3 separate regions of the Homo sapiens genome follow, and all the other regions are linked to region 1. Evidence: chromatin contacts called from ENCODE Hi-C data. All regions are on one chromosome and are shown on one strand. Each heading gives the region's core, a stretch centred on a gene start or an enhancer-like site at or near the end of the contact. The rest is flanking DNA. Distances are from core to core; before and after follow the strand shown. Region 1 holds the start of CCNG2 (cyclin G2). Region 2 holds the start of SHROOM3 (shroom family member 3). Region 3 holds the start of STBD1 (starch binding domain 1).

Region 1 (4,155 bases), core at 656-3,155:
GTCTCCTTCATGCTTTGATCACAAACTCTTCATTTCTCTGATGGTGGATAGTTGGTCGAGCTGCTTTCTGTCTGTGGGCCCTGTCCACTCAGCCTATTGATGCTCTGTACAATGAGCTGTCATCTCTGTAATTTTAATCTTAGCTCTAGTCTCTAAGTTAGTTTCATGCTCCTATTATGTTTATCAGCATAGATTTCCAGCAAGATGATTATGTCAAATAAAAGTTATCACTTAATGTTTAAAAGATAAAACAAGCATTGGATAAAATTATGTAGCCTGTAAATCATTTAAAACTGGTGTGCTAATTTTATCTTATTTTCCAAAACCCTCACCAAGCTCACACCTCTCTGAAATAAGTGTTAGCTTTTTGGGCTGCCTTCCCCCAGTTGCTCTGTGCTCCAAACAGATGCCTGTGTTTAGTCCGAGCTAATATGCAAAGGGACCTAGTTTTAAAATTCCTTAGCTGCTCCGCAAAGAAGAGCGCTGCCAAAGCTATGTTGTGTGCCTTCCCATATTTCACAAGTAACAAAATAATTCACAGAAAACACATAGAAGAACAGAAAGGAGAAATCTCTTCCCAGGGACTATCTGATTATGTAGATTAGAACTCACGAATATGGTATTTTCTAATTTAGGAGGGAGAGAGTAAACAAATAAATGTTCCAGGGCAGTCAACCACATGCCCCATTGATATTCCGTGTGAAAGTGTCTCTGGCCTAAGGCACCTGGTTTGTTTGCTTTTTGTCCCGTCCTGGGAGACGTGTCGCCTATAATAACAACGCTAATTATAATGAACAATAAATGATAATTTATGGGTTACCAAGGACCAAGAAGCTCTGGGAGTCTTCATTAAAACAACAGCACTACAACCTCTGGAGGTACGCCGTAATTATTAGATGTTTACGTACCCTCATCAGCGTGCTAAGTTTTTATTGAAAAGCCCCTCCTTCAGTCCCTCCTGAATTTTTTTAAATTATGGAAAAATTCCAAGACACAGAACTAGAAAGAATACTGTAATGCAGCCTCGAGTACCCATCACCCAGCTTCGACCCTCAACTTTTTGCCTATCTTATTTCACCTCTCTTCTCCATTTTTTTTTCTCTTGGACTGTAAAATTTTAAAGCAAATACCCAAACTTGTAGCATTTATTGAATATTTTAGTAAACGCCCCGACAATGTTATAATAATTTGGTGGGTTATTGCAAAATGGAACGCCAAGACAAAATAAAGAAGGAATGTAGAAAACTCTCCCGTGGCTGAAAAGGCTGTCACAAAGGTTAGCTGTTAGGAGAAGCGCCGCGAGCGTGACATTCCCCCAAGAAAGGCGGAGGCAGCCAGGCGAGAAGGCACAGCCCCGCAGGGCAGGTAACTGAATACCTTCTCCGCTGCACACCCAGGCATGCGCAATCCAGACCCTGGAGTTGCTAAGGCCCCAAGGCAGAGAGAGGCTCAGGCTACGGAGAAAGCCAATCAGAGGGCTCCAAGACTGATAAGTTAGCCAATCCAGATTCGAGGGTGAATCAGGTCCTCAGCATGCCCATCGCCCCACCCGCATCCAATCAGAGAGCCGGCTACTTTGGGCGGACTTTTCAAAACAGCGAAAACAAAACAAATCGGGGACCTTTAAAAGGCGTAATGAGACCAGAAACGATCTCCTTCCGCCCCTCTGTCTTCCCCCGTTCCCCAACGCAGATCAATCGCGGAATAAGCCCGACGCCCAGATTCCGCTCTCCGCCCTAGCGCCAGGCGGGAGGACTGGCTCGGCAAAGCCAAGGAGAGCTAGGGAGGCCGCGAGAGAGGCTCGAGACGGCAGCTTAGGGGCGGGACTCTTTTTTAAAGTCCGTGGAGGAAGTGCAGGATCCCTCCGCGGGGAGTCACGTGCCCCGCCCCCTTGGGGGCGTCGAAACTCTTAACAAAAACAAGGGGCTCGGGGAGGTTTCCGCTGAGGCGGCGGGGGTGCGGCGGTGGGCTGGTCTTCCGCGGCCGGCGTTGCGCCGCGGCGGAGGGTGGGCGCGCGGGGAGCGGGATGGAGCCGGGGCTGTGAGGCCGAGGCGGCGGTGCCTGGGAGGAAGGGTCGGATGCCGGACCGGGGGCACCGCTGAGGCGGTGGGTCCCCGACCTGCGAGACAGGTTTGGAAGCCCCCGCTGCGCCCAGTCCGTGCGGACCGCGAGGCCGCGGGCGGGTGGAGGCGCGTCTCCGGCACGGTGAGTGGACCCGCCCAGGGCCGCCGTGGGTTTCTTTGTTCGTGGTGGGGACTGTGGGCTTTGAGGAGGTTGGTACCATGCGAGTGCCTCGGTGCTGCCTGCTCCTCATCCGCTGGAGCGACCAGGGTGCTGCCCTCAGCCCCAGCCCCGGGGGGAGCTGGCGCCCGCGATGGACAGATAGATGCTCGTGGGGTGGAAGGAGGTTGCGACTAGGTTAAGGGCAGTCTCCGCCTCGGTGCCCCCCGCCCCCGCTCGTGTTGTCACGGGGACTTGCTGGCGTGGTGCTTCTCGAATTGACAGCCCCGGGGCTCTGCAGAGTTGTGGGGCCCCGGCATCAGTGGGTGGACGGGTGTTGTCCCTACGGGCGCGGGGCGGGCGGGCTGGACTGGACTTCTCTCCCCGGACCGTAGCCGGGTGTGCCGCGCCACCCCAGGGCTCCTGGGACGGGGGTATCCGCCTCTCGGGTAAGTCCGGAATCGGCGCTGCAGCAGCGGACGGGAAAAGCTGGGGGCGGGACTCTCCGAGAGGGGCTTCTGCAGCTGGGCGCCCCGGGCGGGCGGGGCTCGGGAGTCTCCTCCCTCCGCTTCTTTGTTCAGTCGCGAGACTCTCCCTCCCCTCCCCCCTATTGTGCAACACCCCATCCCCGGGACCCGCTGCAGTCGCTCGCCACACTGCAGTCCCCTGGGCAGAAGGCCCTCCCTGGCGCGACTTCAGGTGGGGCAGACCGAGGGGACGCCGGCGCCCGCGGACAGTTTCCTGTTTGTGAAACGCCAAGAGGCCAGGGCTGGCCGGTCTTACCCAGCGCTGGCCGGCGGACCTGACCACGGCTCCTCCCCCTGCCACACCTCCCTGGCCGTGGTGGGGATTGCCCTGGGGCTCTGGCGGACGTGACTGGTCCCTTCACCCGCTCCTTGTCGGGGTGTGCTGGGGCGACCCTTGCTGGAGGTACTGGCCTCAGCCCTTTCTCCCGCTTCCCCACCCCTCTTACCCCCAGATTACATTCTCTGTGTGGTGTCTTTACTGCAGATGAAGGATTTGGGGGCAGAGCACTTGGCAGGTCATGAAGGGGTCCAACTTCTCGGGTTGTTGAACGTCTACCTGGAACAAGAAGAGAGATTCCAACCTCGAGAAAAAGGGCTGAGTTTGATTGAGGCTACCCCGGAGGTAAGTTGGCAGAAAAGATAACTTGCTCAAGCAGCTGATGGGGCTTGGAGGAGGTAACCCCCCCGCCCCCGTTGAATCATGACTAAAGCCTGCAAAATTTCTTAAAAGTTGTTCTTTCTGGAGTACCAAGATAAACCTTATTACAGGTTAATGCTTTTGTTTCTTAGCAAGAATGAGAGTGATACTTTAGAGAAGTGGGGTTTTTTGTTGTTGTTTTTAATGTGGCACCCTCCTCGCTGCCCCCCATACTCCAGCCTGCAGCTTCAGGATGGGAGACCCCGGGTGAATTGAGTAGTTCATTTGTGCAAACACCCTCTGCCTGTGAAATACATATTTATAGTAGAATCTTAAATGACTTTAGAAAAGCAAACAAAAGAACCCTTTCTCTCCATTCCAAGGGAATTGAATTATATTTGCTATAACTCTCTGAAATCTTGCAACAGTTCACCTTATATTGAATTGCTGAAGCTCTTTTATGATGCGTATTTTTAAGAAGCAGTGATTTACGTCTTACAGATGATAAAGTGTATAGCTTTAGTTAAGCGATACCACTCTTTCCACCTATATTCTTGAAGATTGAGGGAAAAAAATTAACCTTATTCTTGGGAAAAAATTAACCTTATTCTTTGGACCTGTATGTGTTTTTCATCTGGTTCTAAGAAAATTGTAAACCTTGGTTCTTGGTTTTTATTGCAGAATGATAACACTTTGTGTCCAGGATTGAGAAATGCCAAAGTTGAAGATTTAAGGAGTTTAGCCAACTTTTTTGGATCTTGCACTGAAACT
Region 2 (4,106 bases), core at 185-2,684, 720 kb before region 1:
ATTTCCAAATATACAATACATTGTTATAACTATGGTCATCATGCTGTACAATAGATCTCTTGAGCTTATGCCTCCTAACTGAAATTTTGTATAGCTATGTTACTTTTAATATTAAATGTGGATTCTGTAAAATCCCAGTTTTTACAAAATGTATTAGGAGTAACATAATAAGAGCCTCATAAATTAATTTTTTCAGAAAGAAAGCTGTTCATTTACCTAGGACTTTTATTTAAAATACATATGTTCTTTGAAATGAAAGAAAAGCTAATGTTTCTCCATTTATTCTAACTTACAAATTAAGCTGTAAAAGAAAACCACAATAGAAATTGCGTAAATTACCCTTAAGAATCAGCCAATTTTTACCACATACTTTCATTTGGTACACCTTAGGTTTCCTTATGTTTCCATTCACATACTACCATTACATAAGGTTTTACTTTTTTTTTTTTTTTTTTGTCTTTGAGCCCTTCAAGTGAAGTTACCATTGAAAATCAAACAATACCTGTCCAGTGTTGTAAATTAAATATCGTGTAGTTTGATATCATATACCTGCCTTTCCATATCAGCCTTTCATTAATTATAAGTACAAACACCAAAATAATTGTTATCAAGCCCCACAGTAGTTTTTAACTTCAGTTTTCAACTTAATTCTCATTATCCCATACTTTTAAACAGAAAAAAGTTTTAGTACATATATTACCTGGAAGTAATTCTAATCTGTTCCAATAACTAAATAGCTGAGGCTTCTGGGTTAGATATGGTTATCTTCTACTGTTCAAATTTTTAATACAAAGCATGAATGTTAAATTTGTATATAACATTATTACAAAATGACACTGGTAACATGAAATCAGAACAACATTCTTTCCCGAGTACCTAGTACTTACCCACAAGGCATTGTAGATTTCTTTTCATTTAAAGAGTGGATAACAATCTTGGAGTAGATAACAATGAAAACCTAGAAAAAAAAACCCACCTCCTGTTTTTATTGAGTCAAACAAGCAGAACTTTGATTGGAAAGTCCCATTTCATATATTACACTGGTAGTATTTTCTTCTAACGAAAAAAAAAAAGCCCTTGTGCCACCACCTTGACATGTACTTAAACGTTTACCCAAATCACTTAGGCATTGCTTCTCAAACTTGGCTGCATAGCAGAATTGCCTGGAGGGTTTTTAAAAACACAAATGCCTATGTCTCACTCCCTGAAATTCTCCTTTAATTGGTACGAGGCGGGGCTATTCTAGGAACTATTTTCTATCCCTTGGCAATTAGCCATCTGTATAGTATTTTTAACTTCCTACGTGTTATTAACTGTAAGACTGTTTGAATTGTCAGGTCTTTGTGGTGAGCTGAATTCTGCATGGCAGTGCTTACTGTGCAGAAAGGTTGCAATGCCTCACTTTGCCTTAATCCATGTTCCTCTAACTTCCTTACTCTTTCTCTCAAGAGGAGGCAAGTGGCTGTGGCGGCCGCAGCAGTGGCTGATCATCACTGAAAATACCAAAGAAAAGAACTGAGCTGCCTCCTTCATATTTTTTCCATTGAGGATTAATTTACCGTGCTTTTTCATTTTCTCTACATCCTGCAAAAGTTTTTTTCTCTCCTAAGAAACAAACTATGAACTGATTGTTGAAAAAAAGAAGTAAAAAGTTTTAGCACAGCTTCTCTGTCTCTTCGGGACAAGTTAGAAAATTCTGAAGTGAGCCGAAGCATAGTAAGTGCTTTCTTTCTTTTTAAGCTACTTCTGGGGAGGGAGGAGGCTATTGTAATGGTAAATTTCACTCCGAGAGGAAGAAAGGGTTGATAATCAATCAAAAATGAGGTATTCCTTTGAGTATTTGTGATTTTCTTACTATATTGTAAGATGCTTTTAATTTTCTCTGTAAAATAGGCAGAAATGGTTTTAGTGTGTGTATGTGTGAAATAAAAGCTCAGAAAAGCAATCTTCAGAGCGCCACTGAAGGAAGTTTTGACGAACGGAGTAGAGATGTATACCACTTGGGGGCTTCAGTGAGAACCCAGAATTCCTGGAGGAGGATTTACATTCAGAAATGTTGAAGTGAAAATTCCTTCTGGTTCAGCATCTTGGAGTTCAGCTTGGAAGAACATTTTACGTATGGAAGAATTTGCTTCTCCAAACCTCTCTTTTGGCCATTGTGTGTCCTGAAGGATGGGACAACTTGTGCTGTAGAAGCACTGCTTGCCTGAGTTTGCTTCAGGCATTTTAAATTTAACTTGAGGGATCATGTGTTTGGCATGATGAGGACCACTGAAGACTTCCACAAGCCTAGTGCCACATTAAACTCTAACACGGCCACCAAGGGAAGGTACATTTATCTGGAGGCATTCCTGGAGGGAGGAGCTCCCTGGGGTTTTACTCTAAAGGGTGGCCTGGAGCACGGAGAACCATTAATCATCTCTAAGGTATGTTTCTTTTTCCAATATTGCCTTTATTCAAATTGTTTTTTTCAACTTGTCAGATTTGTCAAAAATGCAAAATAATGAGAACTGCCTTAATATAACTTAATTTGCTGTTTCATGCCTTTCTGATTATCTAGAAATATTTTGGATAGCCTGGGATTTGAAAGAAAAATGTGTCTAGCTCATTTATTCTATGAAATCCGAAGAAAAATATGCCTGTTTGATGGATAATCTTCTCTTTTTGTGAATGAAATCGCATACAATCAGTTACCACATGAGCTTTTCAGTTATAAATCAGATTAAAGATTAATAACATGGTTAAGATGGTGGCATGGTATATATTTGTGCATTCAAAAATATCTGCTTTTTCTCTCTTCAACTGAAAATAGCATCTAAAAATATTTTAAGTTTGCTTATAATTCTGGATAATAGATTGCATAAATACCATGTGTTGCTTTTTTTCCCCACACTCAGAAAGGAGAATTAAATCAGCTTTCAGCATAACTCAAGATCAAAACATTTCTGCCTCTCCTATTTATCTGTATATTTGAATCCCTTTTTAAACCTTAGTCATCCTGCAGCATACCTCAATTCTTCATTTATCTTTTGGTGTGGGTAGTCATACCAATGAAATATTTATGTACTGGGGTTAATATTTCTATTTTTCTCTTAAACTACAGATTAACATTACTTGTTATAATATTGCTTTTAAATTTTTAGAGTATTTAATAGTCTGATACAATAGATTATAATGGCTTTTCACACATGTGCATTCATCAAGAAACATTTGTAATTAAGGGAGAAAAAATTTTTAATTTGAGGGTGGGAAGAAGGTAATATGGATTGCATTTGAGCTCTGTTATTGGTTCAGGTTACTTTTCATATCCCCAGAAATAATTCCAAAAGGTTATTTTTCAAATTACTGAAGTAATTCTTACTGTGGATGAGCCAGGGAGAACTGGGTTTCACAGTGATAAGCCACGAGTGCACGGGACACCATTATAAGTTGTATGACTTTTCCTTAACTTTCTTAAGTAAAACAAAAGGATGTGCATATGTGTGTGTCAGTTAGGAAGGCTTCCCCCTGTGAAAAAAATTCAAAACCGAGTTTATAGTGGCTCTCAGTAAATTGGGGTTTGTTTTTCTCATATTACAAGAAGTTTGGAGGTAGATTTTCCAGGCAAGGGGAGCAGCAGCTCAATAATGTGATCAAGGACCCCACTTATCTCTCCACTCTGCCATTCTTATGATGTTGGCTTTGTCTTCATGGTTGCATGATGGATCCCACAACTCCAGCATTGATTGCATCTTCATTCCAGACAGGTTTTTGGCTTTTTGTTTCTCATTAGACCTTTGCTTTCATCTCATTAACCAGAACTGTACCCTGTGCCTGTCTTTAGGCCAATCACTGGTAAGAAATGCCAGTGATTAATACAGACTGATTAGGATTTCTTTCACAGGTTTCTACAATAAGGACCTACTCTTCCTGAAGTCAAGGAATCATTGCCCACTGTTTGAATGATTTGAGGTTCTTTTTGCAGGAAGAAAGAGGGCATGGTTGCTGAATAACAGATAATTCTGCAATGAACATAAATATTGTCTCGGCATTTAAAAAGTCTAGTTGTACACAATTTGCCTGTCCCTTAATGATAAAATATTCTGTATCTATACACTACAGTATCT
Region 3 (4,507 bases), core at 1,909-4,408, 850 kb before region 1:
CTTAAACTAAAGAAACCGAGTTCCAACTTCCTGCTCGTGCCTCCAATTTAACACGTCCCAGCAGAACTCATCATCTTCCTCCTTTGTCCGCACAACCGTTCTTGCCTTTTTTGCTCCCTGACAACACTATCTTCCTAGGCACTCACAGTTTTCTATATGGAGGCAAACATGATTGTTTTGCAAGTGTATAGCGATAAGCATGGGTATCATCAGTGCGGCAAGAATGTTTTTAGGATATGTGGCTATGAACCTTTAATATAAACATATGACTATGATTGGAGCATTTTTTAAAAGAGCAGCAACACAGAAATTAATGAGCCAGCACTTAAGTTTGGAAAAGCCAAAAGGAAGGCCAAATAATGTTCTTTAAAAATGTTGCATTAGCTTCTTGGGATTCCCAAAGAAAAAAGTAAATTAAAAAAAATGTTGCATGATCAATATGATACAATGTAAAAATAATTCTGATGGGTTGAGAAAATAATTTTTGGTATTATTTTAAATAAATGAATGGACATTTATGACAGCAATAAATATTAAGAGCCTTTTAGGTATTATAAGTGAATAGTGGGGCTTACATCTGAAGGATTTTACAGATTCTCTGGGATTTTTATCCCTTAGACAGGAGTCCCCAGACCTTGGTCTGAGGCCTGTTAGGAAGCAGGCTGCACAGTAAGGAGGTGAGTGGTTGGCAAGTGAACATTACAGCCTGAGCTGCACCTCCTATCAGATCAGTAGCGGCATTAGACTCTCATAGGAGCACAAACCCTATGTGAACCGCACATGCAAGGGATCTTATATTTTTATCAGATTTTTTGAGACAGTCTCCCTCTGTCACCCAGGCTGGAGTGCAGTGGCATGATCATGGCTCACTGCAGCCTTCACCTCCCAGGCTTAAGTGATCCTCAGCCTCCTGAGTAGCTGGGACTATAGGCGCCACTGCCTTGCCCAGCTCATTTTTGTATTTTTCCATAGAGACAGGGTTTTGCTATGCTGCCCAGGCTGAAAGAATCTTATTTTATACAGTGACATTCATTCTCTTAAAAATATAGCTTTACGGTTACTTTTTATTATACATAAAATGAATTTCAAGGAACGGTAATATCCACATGGGCTAAAAATGCATATGGAATCTACGTAAGAAAAATGCCAATAATGCTCTAGGGTGAAATTACCTGGGGCTTTTAATTCATTCATTCAACCTGTACTTCTAAGCGCTCACTCCGGAGAGGTTACAGGTGCTAAGAATTCAGCAGAGAACAAAGGACAACCATCCCCGCTGTCATTTACACTCTGAAGGGAGGAAAGAGAAATTAAACCACAGACACACAGATTATAGAGTGTATTAGAAATGACGCCCTAAGTGCTAATGAGAACAATGGAGCAGGGGAAGGATATAGGGAGTAGGATTGTAATTAAAACTGGGATTGTCAAGGAAGGGCTGGGCAGGGGAGGGGGTAGTGGGGATGCAGATGACACTTGTGCCAAGACCTAAAGGGGATGAGAGAGAGAGGATGTCTGCAGGAAGGATGACTCTAGGCAAGGAAGCCAGTGTGGTTGAAGGTGGCAAGATGGAGATGAGTGCACAGTGGTCATGGGGAACAGATCCTGTAGGGTCTTAAAGGTTCTTCCGTGTGATCTGGAGCAACTGGAGGGTCTTGAGCAGAGAACTGGGGTGTTTTAACAGGATCACGCTGACTGGTGGTTTGAAAGTGGCCTGTGGGAGCTTGCTGTGTTTTGTTTTGCAGCAATGGGAAGGATGTGGTTGCCACTTCCTGAGATGGGGAAGGTGGGGAGAGTAGTAGGTTTGGGGAGTTAGGTGGGGAGTTCAGGTCTGGATGAGTTGGGTTTGAGATGTCTATTAGACATCCACGAGGAGATGCCCAGTAGGCAGTCTTCGCCCTCACCTCTCCTCTACCTCCTCTCTTATGATTACAGAAGTTGTGGCCTGCATCAAGGCGTGCATCAGCCTTCCAGTAACCCCACTGGCAGAACCTTGCACCCCGTTAAGGGCTACTGTCCATTCGGAGCAAGGGGCACATTAGATAATTTGCCCTACCAGAGAGAGCAATTATAGCAATTACTCCAAGGCAGGTGTTTGGTATCTGTGGCCTTTAGCAGTTGAATGTCGGAGTCCAAGGGAAAGGTGTGAGCTGCAGACATAGACGTGGGGATCATCAGCTTGAAGCTGTTGTGCAAAGTCATCAGATCAGCAGAGGAAAGGATTTACAAAGAAATATATATAACACCGCACAGGGTTGTTGTCTTGTGAGGATTAAATTAAATACACACTTAAAACATCCGGAATACAGACAGTGCTTAATAAAGAGCTGCTGTTTTTATTAACAAACTTATCTGTAGGAGCTCGTCCATGGACAACATCCAGTTCATACAGATGCGTGCGCATTTCGCAGCAGCCATACACGCCCAAAGAGGACGAGACTGGATGTGATTGAGCTGACTGGCATCTTTAGATGGATGGTCCTCAGTCCAGTCCTTCCATTTTACAGGCGAGGAGGCGGAAGCTTGGGGAGGCTAAGCGCGCTGAGCTGGCGGCGGAGCGGAGCTTCCACTAGGGCTCCCAGTTTCCCCGCACCGCGCCCGCCGTCCTCCGGGCCACCCATCCCACCCGAACGCGCCACCGCTCTAGCCCGCGCTCCAGCCCGCGCGTCACCGACGCCCGCGGCCTCTCCCACCTCTAAGTTCCAGGAAGCTCTCGGCCTCTAGCTGACCGCGTTGCTGCTGAGCTTCCCTGGGGAGAAGGCGCCGAGGTGCCCGGTGCGGGCCGAGGCAGGGCTGGGCCTCGCGGGCAGCAGGCGGAAGAAGGAAGGGCGGTGGGGCAGGTCCCGGCTGCGCGGGGCAGTTGTGCGCACTTGGGTTCTTCACGCGGGACACACGTGGAACGCCGACCCCTGCGCCCCTGGCCGCTGGCAACTGGCAAGGCCGGGAACAGAAAGTGTAGGGACAGAAGAGCGCTGGAGTCTTCCCCGGGAGGGAGCCCGGGGCTGCAGCCCAGGGGCGGGGAGCGGGGCGGGGCTGGGAAAGTTGAGTACTGGTCGCTCAGGGCCGGGCTCCGCCGGAGTGCCCGGCGCAGAAACCGTAAAAGGCTGGAGCGGGCGGGGTAGGTGTGGCTCTGTGTGCGTGACCTGAGCCCCGGTCCCAGTCCCTGTAGTCTCCTGCGGCCGCGGCCTCTCAGCCATGGGCGCCGTCTGGTCCGCCCTGCTGGTTGGAGGGGGTCTGGCCGGAGCACTTTTCGTTTGGCTGCTGCGGGGCGGCCCTGGCGACACCGGGAAGGACGGGGATGCGGAGCAGGAGAAAGACGCCCCTCTTGGGGGAGCTGCGATTCCGGGAGGCCATCAGAGTGGCAGCAGCGGACTGAGCCCTGGACCTTCCGGGCAGGAGCTGGTCACCAAACCAGGTATTCTTCCCCCCGTGACTCCAGGGCACATCTGCCAGAGCTTTGAGGTTCATCGAGGAAGGGAGCAAAGAGACAAACCCACCTGGAGCTTTCCTAGGGGCCCATTCCTGCGGACGGGCTCTCCTAAGGGGACTGGGCCATCCCCACGCCCCTCGGTTTCCCAGGCTGGTTGGTACGCGCAGGCAGGTTTCTTGTCTGGTCCTCCAAGGGCCGCGCCCTTGCCGAGTCCCTCAGCGCCCGCGCCTGAGGACTTGGTCCTGCCCCTCCGGCGGGGATGAGCTCCTCCACTTGGCGGCGCTTGGTGCAGTGCGGGCGGCTGCAGTGGCGGCGCCCCTTCCCGGCCTTTGGAAAGGGGGGCTTAGGTTTAGGGGATCCTACAAGCCTCTTCGATCTCTGCCCAAGCAGGGACATTTTCTAAGTCCCAATCCGGGTAGTCTGACATCCTCCCATCGCACAGCCCATGAAGAGCTGGGTTTGGGAACACCCGAACTGCGGGCGCCTCCTGCTATCTGGATGCTTCTTTAGGAAGGCAAAGTTCAGGTTGGACTCTGGCCATGAAGGCTGTGGCTGAGGCCCTGGGGATGTGCCTTGGTCACCCCTTTCAGCACTGTCGGCAGTCCCCTCCACGCTGCCCCAGAATAGGGCCGGATAGTCATCCCTAGGAAGGGACTACTTAAATAGGGGACCCAACCCTGATGAGTAGAATTGACATCTGGGTTTAAATTTCTGTATTTTAGGGACCGTTTGCTAAGCAGAGAGCGAACACTGGCAGAAAAGCTTACCGTCCAGTGCCCTCCCTTGGCAAGCTGCCCATGCCTGGACAGAAGCCTAATGGTGAAAATGACATCTGTGAACTTTATTTTTAGCCCAGTGGTGTTCATGTGCAGCCATATGAAAATCTGCCCGTGTGCCTTTACTGTGATTGGTCTGGGATGCCTAGACAGTTCACTTATCTTTTTTCTGAAGACCAATCTCATGCTTTAGGTTGAAAAGTTGGGAATCCAGAATAATATTTGTTCATTCTCACTTCCAACTCCCACCATCACCGAGGCGGGCAAATCACAAGGTCAGGAGTTCGAGACCAGCCTGGCC

Evidence for each region. Hi-C counts contacts between places; a loop is a spot of excess contacts on that map. Pooled maps may share reads with other maps.
Region 2: a pooled map shows a loop between it and region 1 (2.1-fold over the local background). The contact joins the promoter of SHROOM3 here to the promoter of CCNG2 in region 1. A Hi-C loop is called at or near these places in 4 of 50 pooled maps.
Region 3: a loop to region 1 is called in a map of CD4-positive, alpha-beta memory T cell, with 6 times the contacts of the local background. The contact joins the promoter of STBD1 here to the promoter of CCNG2 in region 1. A Hi-C loop is called at or near these places in 1 of 168 maps with a recorded cell type or tissue (CD4-positive, alpha-beta memory T cell), 1 of 37 single-sample maps with no recorded cell type and 14 of 50 pooled maps.

What each region holds. Positions count from the first base shown.
Region 1 is chr4:77,155,302-77,159,456 of GRCh38, forward strand. CCNG2 (cyclin G2) reads left to right here and starts at 1,906. Exons shown (of 8, transcript NM_004354.3): 1 at 1,906-2,205; 2 at 3,232-3,369; 3 at 4,066-4,155. The coding sequence starts at 3,232. It overlaps LOC101928864 (a long non-coding RNA gene), which reads right to left and starts at 2,763. Exons shown (of 2, transcript XR_244659.5): 1 at 1-2,763. RefSeq lists silencers at 1,465-1,584, 2,005-2,074, 2,105-2,214.
Region 2 is chr4:76,433,795-76,437,900 of GRCh38, forward strand. It overlaps SHROOM3 (shroom family member 3), which reads left to right and starts at 1,435. Exons shown (of 11, transcript NM_020859.4): 1 at 1,435-2,426. The coding sequence starts at 2,259.
Region 3 is chr4:76,303,575-76,308,081 of GRCh38, forward strand. It overlaps STBD1 (starch binding domain 1), which reads left to right and starts at 3,159. Exons shown (of 2, transcript NM_003943.5): 1 at 3,159-3,415. The coding sequence starts at 3,196. All of the region lies in intron 6 of FAM47E-STBD1 (FAM47E-STBD1 readthrough), which reads left to right.